2 separate regions of the Mus musculus genome follow, and region 1 is linked to region 2. The links are chromatin loops, found by intact Hi-C in ENCODE. Cell type or tissue: left cerebral cortex. All regions are shown on one strand.

Evidence for each region. A loop is a pair of places that touch in the nucleus more often than their neighbours do. Peaks named below come from ENCODE experiments on the same cell type or tissue, not always from the same donor. Only the 100,000 strongest peaks of a DNase experiment are listed, where the experiment ranks them.
Region 1: a loop joins it to region 2, with 2.2 times the contacts of the local background. A loop is called at or near these places in 8 of 42 quality-filtered maps.

What each region holds. Positions count from the first base shown.
Region 1 is chr6:33,678,818-33,683,817 of GRCm38, forward strand. All of the region lies in intron 10 of Exoc4 (exocyst complex component 4), which reads left to right. Among named protein-coding and RNA genes, the nearest start is that of Gm38785, 240 kb to the left of the region's middle. In left cerebral cortex, a CTCF peak has its summit at 3,120 (motif pointing left); a DNase peak (open chromatin) is centred at 3,150.
Region 2 is chr6:33,927,537-33,932,536 of GRCm38, forward strand. The region is part of intron 17 of Exoc4 (exocyst complex component 4); the gene reads left to right. Among named protein-coding and RNA genes, the nearest start is that of Gm13853, 62 kb to the right of the region's middle. In left cerebral cortex, a CTCF peak has its summit at 2,390 (motif pointing left); a DNase peak (open chromatin) is centred at 2,386; H3K27ac peaks cover 880 bases.

The DNA of each region.
Region 1 (5,000 bases), 250 kb before region 2:
TTCTACTTTTCTATTTTTGAGAATTTCATAGATGCGTGCTGTATTTACACCATTTCCACCCTTCCCTCTGACCCCTTCAAATCCTTGCATGACCTTTAACTCCCTCTCAAGTTCAGGCTTGCTTGGCTGTGCATGTGTTTAGGGCTGAGCACTTGGGATTAGATAACCTGTGGGGTCTTATCCCTGAGGAAGACTGATTTTCACTGCCTTAGCAGCCAGCTGTTGCCTGTAACTCTACATTTAGGGGCTTGACCCTGCGAAATCGTCGTTGGCTTGTTGTCACCTAGAGGTGGCCTTATTCAAGTCTTATTTAGGTAACCATATTGTTGAGATTTCGTGGGTATAGCTCCTCCATCATATCTAGATGACACTATGTAGGAGCAGGTGTCATGGGCCTCTGGTCCTTACAATCTGTCTGCCCTGTATTCTGTAATGTTCCCTGAGTCATAGGTGTGGGGGTTGCAATGCAAATATATCAGTTAGACCTGGACACCCTATCTTCACAGCCACTTATTTTCTGCATTTTGACCAAGTGCTTGCACATGCTGCAAAAAGAAGCTTCTTTGGTGAAAACAACACTCACCTGTTGTTTTAAGTATTTAGAATACAATTGTACATTTTATTGATTTAGGACAGTGGCTATAGTAGATTCTTCTCTAGGGTTTTTTGACCTCTCCAACCATGGGTGGTTGGTTAAGTTTATATTACCAGGATTTAGAATTTACTCCTCTTGATTAGGCTTTAAGTCCAATCAGACAGCTGTTGGTTACTTTCAAGATAGCTGTACCACTATTAAACCATTGGGGCAATCTTCCCCTTGCTATAAGGGAAGAAATGGGAACAATGATGAGAGTGCTACTCCTAACTGGAGTAGGAGAGGGGAGCAATAGAGAGTGAGAAAGGAAGAATAGATAATATTTAAGGTGTGTTTGAAAAACACATAGGGAAACATTTATAAGTTTACTTAAAAGTTAGTAAACACAACATGCATTTTTTAATGAAGTCATACCATACAGAGTGATAATGCTCCCTCAAGAGCCATAGACTCTCTAAGAAAAATGTGAGTGCCAGTTGTTGGTCGACAAAGTTCAAGTGAAACCCCATTAATACAGACTATTGCCATCACCCTTGGTTGTCTCCCAAGACTTAAAGACTTAAAGACTTAAGTAAGTCCTTATTGCTGTAGATACCACAGACTAGGGATATAGGCAGGTAAAGATAGAGCTGGAACTGACCTACAGTCCTGCCTCCTAAGGACTGACTCTCATAGTACCAGAAGGTGCTATGTAAGCTGCCAAGGCAAGAAAGCAATCAATAGTCCTACCCAACTGGGAACCATGACAGGTCTACTCTTATCAGCACTGGCTCGTCTCTCTCTTTCCCTTTGTGAGGACTCAGTGAACCTAAACTTCCCAGGCTCTGTACTCACTGCTACAACTTTCCTTCTCTCCTGGCAGCCTTTTCAATTATTCATTAAGACACATCCAACATGACTTTCTTTCTTTAGCTGTCTCTACATTTTGTTCTTATATAATTGTGGTTCATATCACATCCTATCATAGTGACTTGTTTTTCTACATTAGACCTTTGTAAAAAGAAAGCCCAATGGACTGGAGAGATGGCTCAGCGGTTAAGAGCACTGACTGCTCTTCCTAAGGTCCTGAGTTCAAATCCCAGCAACCACATGGTGGCTCACAACCATCTGTAATGAGATCTGACGCCCTCTCTGGAGTGTCTGAAGACAGCAACAGTGTACTTACATATAATAAATAAATAAATCCTTAAAAAAAAAAGAAAGCCCAAATTATACCTGCCTTTGCATCCGCCATCTGGGACATTGTGCCATCCTAGAATAGTTTCCTGGACTACTTAGAAGGAACACTAATATGCTAATCAAGTCTTGTGCAGAGCACAATATTATACTTCCAGATCTAGTCATGTAAAGTCCTAGGATGTTCTCCAGCTTTTGAACCTTAAGTATTATGCCAGCTACTTCAAACATCATTTCAATAAATCCAATTTGAAATCTGTATCATGAACACCTATGGCATTATTTGATGCAGTTCTAATCAGTTATTCACACTGTAGGCTGAGTTTGTTTCTCAGTACCGTCTAGTGAATTGTGATTGCTGATCTGATGGGTGATATCCTTATGCCTGTGACTTGGGGACTACATTGATTCCCTCAGGTATCGTGAGGTTATTTTAATATAAATGAGTTTATTATTTACTAAATGTCCATACTGTGTGTATAACTGTCACTTCATAATGGATGCACCTTGGTCATTCCTGTGTCATTCCTGTGGCTGTGTTAACATTTCAAGACTCTCATTTCCCAGCTCTGTCTATGCTGTGTCTGTCTTTAGCCTTCCACTTTTCTTCATGTTTCTGCCTAGCGTTTTTTCATTCATATTTTTCTTTCCATTCCTATAGAGTTTCACCCATGCTTACATTTTGCTTAATTAACAGTTTTCGCAGCTGTATTCAAAGTCCATTAAGCATTGCTAATTGTTACTACTTGGTTGCTTCCCAGGGTTTCTAAAGAAGATAAAATAAAACAGGACCAAACATGACACCTTGGTTCACTGGGGTCATCTTGATCCCTATAAAACCTAGCATACAGCTTTATTAAACTGTGTTTTCTCATAGTGAGCCACACATACTGTGATAGCAATTTAAGATGACAAAGTATTATTACTGCTAGAGAAAACTTAGATATATTTTAAAACATGTTTACACTACCTTACAGATATAATTTAAAAACAAATTGTATACACTAAAGCAAGAAACTTTTGTTAAGAAACTTTTGTTTTTCTCCAAGCAAAAAAAAAGCCCAGAGTTGTGAGCGGTTGTCAATGGTACATGAATATTCAGATAAACCACCCAGGGTTACTTGGTTGTTTAAGATGAGGCTTGATCCAGTAGCATTTGAAAAAAAAAAGGGGGGGGGATACTTTTTGCCACTCAAAACAGTGCCACCTCATCTTCTTGGAGTTATATAGACCAGGGAGTTTTGGTAGATAATGTGTGGAGAAATATGAGAAACACATTATTTTAAACTCAAAAGAGGGACAAAGAACATGGAGTAGTTTTTCCTTTTCCCAGCTGCCCTCTGGTGGCAAAGACACAGCAGACAGCAGCCATGCTGAAGGAAGCTGCTTCCCTGCTTAAGAGGGACCAACCAGAGCCTTGCCTGTGCATGTGTGATTCCAAAGCGGAGTGCAGGGCCTCCTAATTACATCCTGCTTCCCCGTGGCATCTGCTCTTATCGTGGCTGCTCCAGGCTCCACCAGCTCAGTCAATACTCACATATTAGCAGGAGACAATCGATAGAAAAATTAAAAAGGAAAGTCAAGGTAATTAGGCTAAAGCTGCTGCTTATGAGTTTTCAATAATTGCTTTCGCTTCCTCTTGTTTCCTCATCTCTAGAAAAATAGGGCCTGATTGAAGGACTGGGTCGTGTTTGACTGAGGACATGTCAAAATTATACAAAGGCAGGCAGGAAATAGAATTAAGCTGTATTTGTTTTAGAGCAGTAAAGGGGCTTTGCATGATGGCAGGGGAAGAATAGGAGCTGATTTAAATGTCCCCATTAGCAGCTGTGCCATTGTCCCTACCTGTTTCTGTCACCAGCTTCTGCACCACTAGCAGGAGCCCACTCAGAAGCACCATGACACGTCCTATACCCAAGCTCCAGGGGAAGGCAAGAGGGAGACTTCCCCCAGAAAGCAGCATCCCGATCACTCTGGAAATTTCATTCTACCTTTTACAAAACTATGAACTAAATCAAAATCTCCTAGTTGCTAGCCGTTGTGTGCCGCTGTTGAGCATTGGTCTCTGGGTACAGTTGTCATGGATGGCAGCCCACTTATGAACACATTTGGGTGAACTGTATTTCCTAGGACAGGAAGTCAAGTCTCCATTTTGACCTGCCTGGGCATTTGTGTCCTCTAAACAGAGACACCCTTCGTCTTCTTGTTGCATGGTACGGTGCCAACTACCTTATAGAGGAGGAAATACCAAGGGAGCCCCTCCTCTGAGAGTGATGAATCAAGAAGGGGAAAAAAAAAGGATAGTTTTGTTACAGAGATATTTTATGTTTTATGTCCATTTACAGTCTACATATGCATGATTTCTGTCAGCTTAAAGCACTTTATAAACTTTATAACCAAATTATGTACTTACATCATTTCATTCACTGTTGATATATAGCTGTTAAACATCTGCCACATGCATATTTCTTTCAGGAAAAAAATGTAAAAGAGAATTCGATCTTGGTAAATACACAGGAAATATTGAGATGAAAAGAATATGATATGGAAGTATTTATTGTGCACCTGCTATGTCTAAAGCATAGAAGAGCCCACTGGCAAAAGACAAAAAAAAAAGATAGAACTCTTATCACCTTCCCCACGTGCCCCTTCCTTCCTCCCTCCCTCCATGTTTGTTGATCAGAAGTGAGTGATAATACCTGTGTTTGGGTCCAGGGCAGTCTGATTTACATCATCTCGTTAACTTAGACTTTTTCTTAAGGTGTAGGGATTGATGTGTCAAACTGCTCTTGAGGCAGGTAATTCACATGTTATTGTGGATAGGGATGCTATGGTGTGGCAAGGGGAGCAGAGGCCTAGAGAGCCAGGCTTGCTTGCCAAGAGCTGTTGCACTGATTCCCCTCTGTCACTCCTCTCCTACCTGAGCTTGTGTCTGTGACTCTGTCACCTGGAGAACTTGTAGCAAGGGGACTATGTTATGATGCATGACATGAGTTTGACATTTGTTTAGAATTGTACCAGGGCTCTGTAGAAGACTCCTGCTTCCCCTACAGCCTTCGGTTGAGGTGGAGAAATTACAAACCAAACAGCTTTGATCACCTTCCTCAGCTTCCTTGGCTCCACCTCCTGGTCCTTTCCATCCCTCAGGGGAGTCCCCGTCACAGCACTTAGACTCTCCTGCCCTTCTCTGGCCTCGCTATGATCACTTTTGGGGTGTGTGGTAACTACT
Region 2 (5,000 bases):
GATAAATGTGCCATACTAATATAAGATGTTAGTAGGAATAATGAATATAAGTTACTTGAGAACTTTATACTAACTTACTTTTTTCAACTTTGTGTGACTAAAACCTCTTTTTAAAAATAATCTGTTAAAATGTTATCAAAGACATTTATGCCATGAAGATCTGCATGTGGATGATTTATGGTGAGCATGAAAAGATGCTCACCATAATCTGTTATTAGAGAAATGAAAATCAACACCACACTGAGATAAGCCTGCCTGCACAGTCCAAATAAAAAAGGGGGGGGGTAGAGTTGGCTCTTTGGCTAAGAGCACTGACTGCTCCTCCAGATGACTCAGGTTCAATTCCAAGCACCCACATAGTGGCTCACAACCATTTGTAATTCCAGTTCCAAGGAACTCAGTGCCCTCTTCTAGCCTCTATGAACAATGCACACTCAAGGTGCAGGCATACATGCCAGCAAATGCCCATATACATAAAATAAAAATAATTTTATGTTTTGATAAGAATATAGAGGAACTAGTGCTAGTGGGAAAATGGAAGGTACAGTGGCCTTGAAGAACAGTTTATCCCTTCTTCAAAAAGTTAAAAATAGACTTATCATATGATTCAGAGATTCTACCCAAGAGAAATCAAAAATAAATGCACTAAAAAAGTTTTACCCAAATTTTATAACAGTGTTAACTGATGGGTGAATGAAATGTGAATACATACAATAGATATTATGTGGCCATAATATGAAATTTAATATATGATGAACCTTTACACATGAGGCTAAATTAAAGAAGCTGGCCATGAATGGCTACATTGTATGTGACTCTGTGCGAAATATCAAAAATTGGCAAATCTTCAGAGCTAGCAGTTACTTACTGTTTGGAGCTTGTGAGAAAATGAAGATGTGGACTCAGGATTTCTTTTGGGAATGAGTAACATGTTCTAAAATAGATTTTGCAGATGGCTGTACAACTCTGGATATATTAAATGATCTTGAACTCTATACTTCAAATATGGAAATTGTATGGTAGCTGAATTATATTGCAGTAAGTTTTTTTTATGTTGAGCTTTAAAGCTTTAAAAGTCCCAAATGATTTGTCATAGAAAATGAGTAGCTCAAGTTTTATACCACATTAATAGAGAACTTTGTCAAGGAAATATCCTACGCATTTTCACATTTCCCTAATCATCCTGAGAGGTGAACAATCAAGGAAGAATTTGTAAGGAAGTGATGCATAATTTAAATACTAAGTGGATTTATCCAGAGTTGGGGAAGAGCCATTCAAGCAGAAAGTGAGGGACCCTGAAAGATGAGGTCTGGGGGAAGTGAGATCCCCTGTGGTAAGCTGTGGGTGCCACTTTCTTGCCTATAACTCGAAACATCCCCTTCATCATTTCCCTTGCCCTCACTTATCTCCTGTTATCATATACCTAACCTATTTTATATCTGATTGTTCACCTTGTCTACCCACAATAGAATGGGACCTCCATAGGCAAGGGCTCTTTTTATAGCATTCACTGCAGTAGCCCCAACTGAGTAGGACCTCAGTTGTAAATGTTCTCAGTTGTAAAGTGATTGCTGAAGGTGTGGTCATGATTCTGCTCAGAGCTAGCAGGAATAAAAACAGATATGGGAAGTAAGACGGAGTTTAAAAACCAGCTCAACTTAAGTAATGGTTGAATGTCAGAGGCAGAGGAACGGGAGTTAAGGATGACCCTGGAGCATCTACACACAGAATCAGCAAGTAAGGTAGGGGAACGGGGAGGACTGGGCTACAGTGTGAGGATATGTGTAAGATGCCTGTGGGACTTCAGAGCAGATGTGTCTAAGACACAACAGGAAGCTTAACAGAAAGGGTGGGAGTAAACAAACAGACCTGGGGAAGCGTCAGCATGGAGCCATCCAACCTCGGAAAGGAAGGGTCCATAGGCCAAGGGCAGTAAGATGGTGATGCATAAAGCCAGCAGAGCACAGAGCACACAGCCATGCTGCTACCTGAGTAGAAATGCTACTTCCCCTGTCAGTGCACAGATCAGCCTCCTTCAGGATGAATGAAAGCCATGTCTCTTTTTAAGTCACCCACATCCCACGTGAGCTCGCCTACCCAGATTCTTCCTCGAGGTACCAGGAGCCCAGCCCAGAAACTAAACGTGCTAAGTGGGACCCCTGCTTCATCCTTGACCTTTGTACTTTGCTAAGTCTAGGAATGCCCTCGGCCATGACTGAGAATGTCGAATTCCTCCCTTGGGGGCTGTTGTGTATACTTATCTTCTACAGGCTTATTGCAGAGGGACATTGTTTTGGTTTTTTGCAAAAAGGTTAAGTTTTCCTGGAGTGACCGGGGCATAGCTTGCTATAGGATTAGCGATGCCGTGCTGCCACCTACTGGAAGCACCCACAGCTGTCAGGACAGACCTGTGACTGAAGACTTCAGTGCCTGGGCTGAACACTGACTGCTTCCCCTTGCAGACTCCTTTGCTCGGCCAGAAACAAAATATTCCCTGCATCTGTTTCCGCAGTCATTTTGAAACCAGCTTTATCCTGCCACCAGTCATGTCTGCCCTTCCAATCCCAACCTTTTTTGCAAGCTTCGCTTTAAAGGGCTTCATCTGACCAGTTTCTGTTTGGATTTGTGGTCACATGAGGCCAGTCTTCTGCCAAACATTCTTTTAATAATGATGACCTCTAGAAGCTCTGAGAAGGAGCTTTAATTCAGCGGTGATAATAAAGCTAGCTCTGACTCCTGGCAGCCAGGAAAAACAGGCAAGTGATGGGTTTTATAGCTTTTACTGCCTGATATAAAAAAAAGGTACCTGTTAATAAAAGTCAGTGATAAAACAAAAATGAGTATAATTTGATATCCAAGAGTGTTTTCTTAAGGACCGTCTATTACATTATTTAAATAATGTTACTTTTCTTGAATTTAACCTTCTTTTGACTTTGCTACCCATTTCTGCCTATACCGTTTTCTTCTGGTCTTGCCTCTCTTAAGTTTATTATACTTAGAGTAGATCTCATACATTGCAGAAACTAATTGGTCTCTAATTAATGGTTTAATTGGGGCTTTTTGGATGCAGGTGAGCATGCCTCACCAGCCTGCATAGCCTCCAGAGCGCCTGAAAACAATGAGAACTCATAATCTCCCCAGAAAAATGCCTGCCTCTAATTAAGGTCTGAGTTCTCCGAGACATGCCTCACGTGTGAAGGCCTTAGTTAAATAAGATTTCCTTCTTGTCGTGATAGCATACAGTCAGTTTCTAACTTGGGGTTCCTCCCAATTCCTGGCAGACAATGGATCTGTTCACTGTTGCTTATTTGCTGGCACTGGCATTGCTCAGAGAATACCATAGATGGCAGATGCTATTATGCAATGAAGATCCCAGGGAATAGAAATGAGAAATAACTTGCCCAAGATCTCCCATCAGATTGTCTTTATGTATCCTTCGGTGCCTCTTTGGTCTCGTGCTTAAGAAATTAAGTTAGCCTTCCGTGTGAGGCTGTTCTTCTGCCTGAAAGGACTGGGTTACATTGTTCTATGTAAAAATTCCAAGAACTATCACTTATTGATTTTAGTAGAATTCTTACTGAAAAATTGGAAGCTGGAAGCTGACCCCCTTCTTGTTTTATAAATAAAAGTTTAGTGTTGAAACTAACATGTTTAAAATTCAGAAACACAGACCAATGAGACAGCTCATCCAATAAGTGGCTGAGGCAGGAGTACCTGAGCTCAGTCCCCAGAACCCGTATAAAAATAGCTGAGTGTGGTAGCCCACACTTGTAATCCCAGCACTGGGGAAGAGGAGATAGGTAAATTCCTGAGGCTAAGTCCAATCCCCCTCACTTAATAAGCTCCATCTGTCCAAAAGGAAGTTAGAGACACCTGAGGACTGAGGCCCAAGGTGGTTCTGAAGCCCACCCACACCCTAGTTCCCCAAAATAAAGACTCTGAGACTTCTTATATATGAATAAATGCCTAGACCCTTTGGCTTGTTTCTGCTAGCTGATAACTCAGCTATTCTGTTTAAACTAGTCTGAGGCCTGCCACATGGTTAAGTTTATCTCATCTCAGGTTCATATGACTGGCTTCCTCAAAGTAAAGGACAAATTTTCCCAAGCCTGACCACACATACACACACACACACACACACACACACAGAGTACCTTCTGCATTCCTCTGCATTGCTTTCCCCCTTTCCTAATCTGAAAAGACCAAACCCAGATGCTGAAAGGAAGCCACATGGCATGGTGAGCAAAATGGCTTTGCTCTCAAGTCTTCCCTAATGTGTCTTTGTAAGCTAGAGCTTTCTAATTTTCTATATTCTGAAATTGATGTTTTATGTGCTTAATTTTCACATTTTCCTATATTTTAATGTTTTATGACTCATTTTTATTAGCACATTCTCCCTCCCCACATAATCATAAATGTCTTATAACTAGTCACCAGGATTGTATTTAGTTTCATTTCTGGGTATCTATAGTTTATTATGTAGTTTATTTTCTCTTCTCTTTGTAATAGGCTTATATAAATTGAAAGTATTTATAAACATGGTCTAGACTTGAAAGTATGTTTAGTATACACGAATTTACATGTGTTTAGAGAACATCCATCAATAAATACAAATAGTTTGCCAAGAAATTATTTTTATACCTAGCCTTATAGTCCTGTGGGAATAAATTGTTTTCTCTAAAACAAGGGTAGCTCCAAAATAGATTTGGTGTAAATTGTCCATGTATGCTAATGAAAATGTACTACTATGGTAAAAATGAGCATGCTTATAGCTGAGCTTGATATATGCACTGTAGCAAATGCTTTCTCCACGTTGGTTCTTTGAAATTGTGTGTAGATGTTACAGTCACATGTTGTGAATAAAATGGAAAATATTTAAGAGGTTAAATAAATTCCCAGTTCATAAAATAATAGATATAGGATCACGTATAGATCACTGGACTTCAACATGTGAAGATAAAGCTATCATTTGGTAAATATAGGATCTATCTTTTATATAG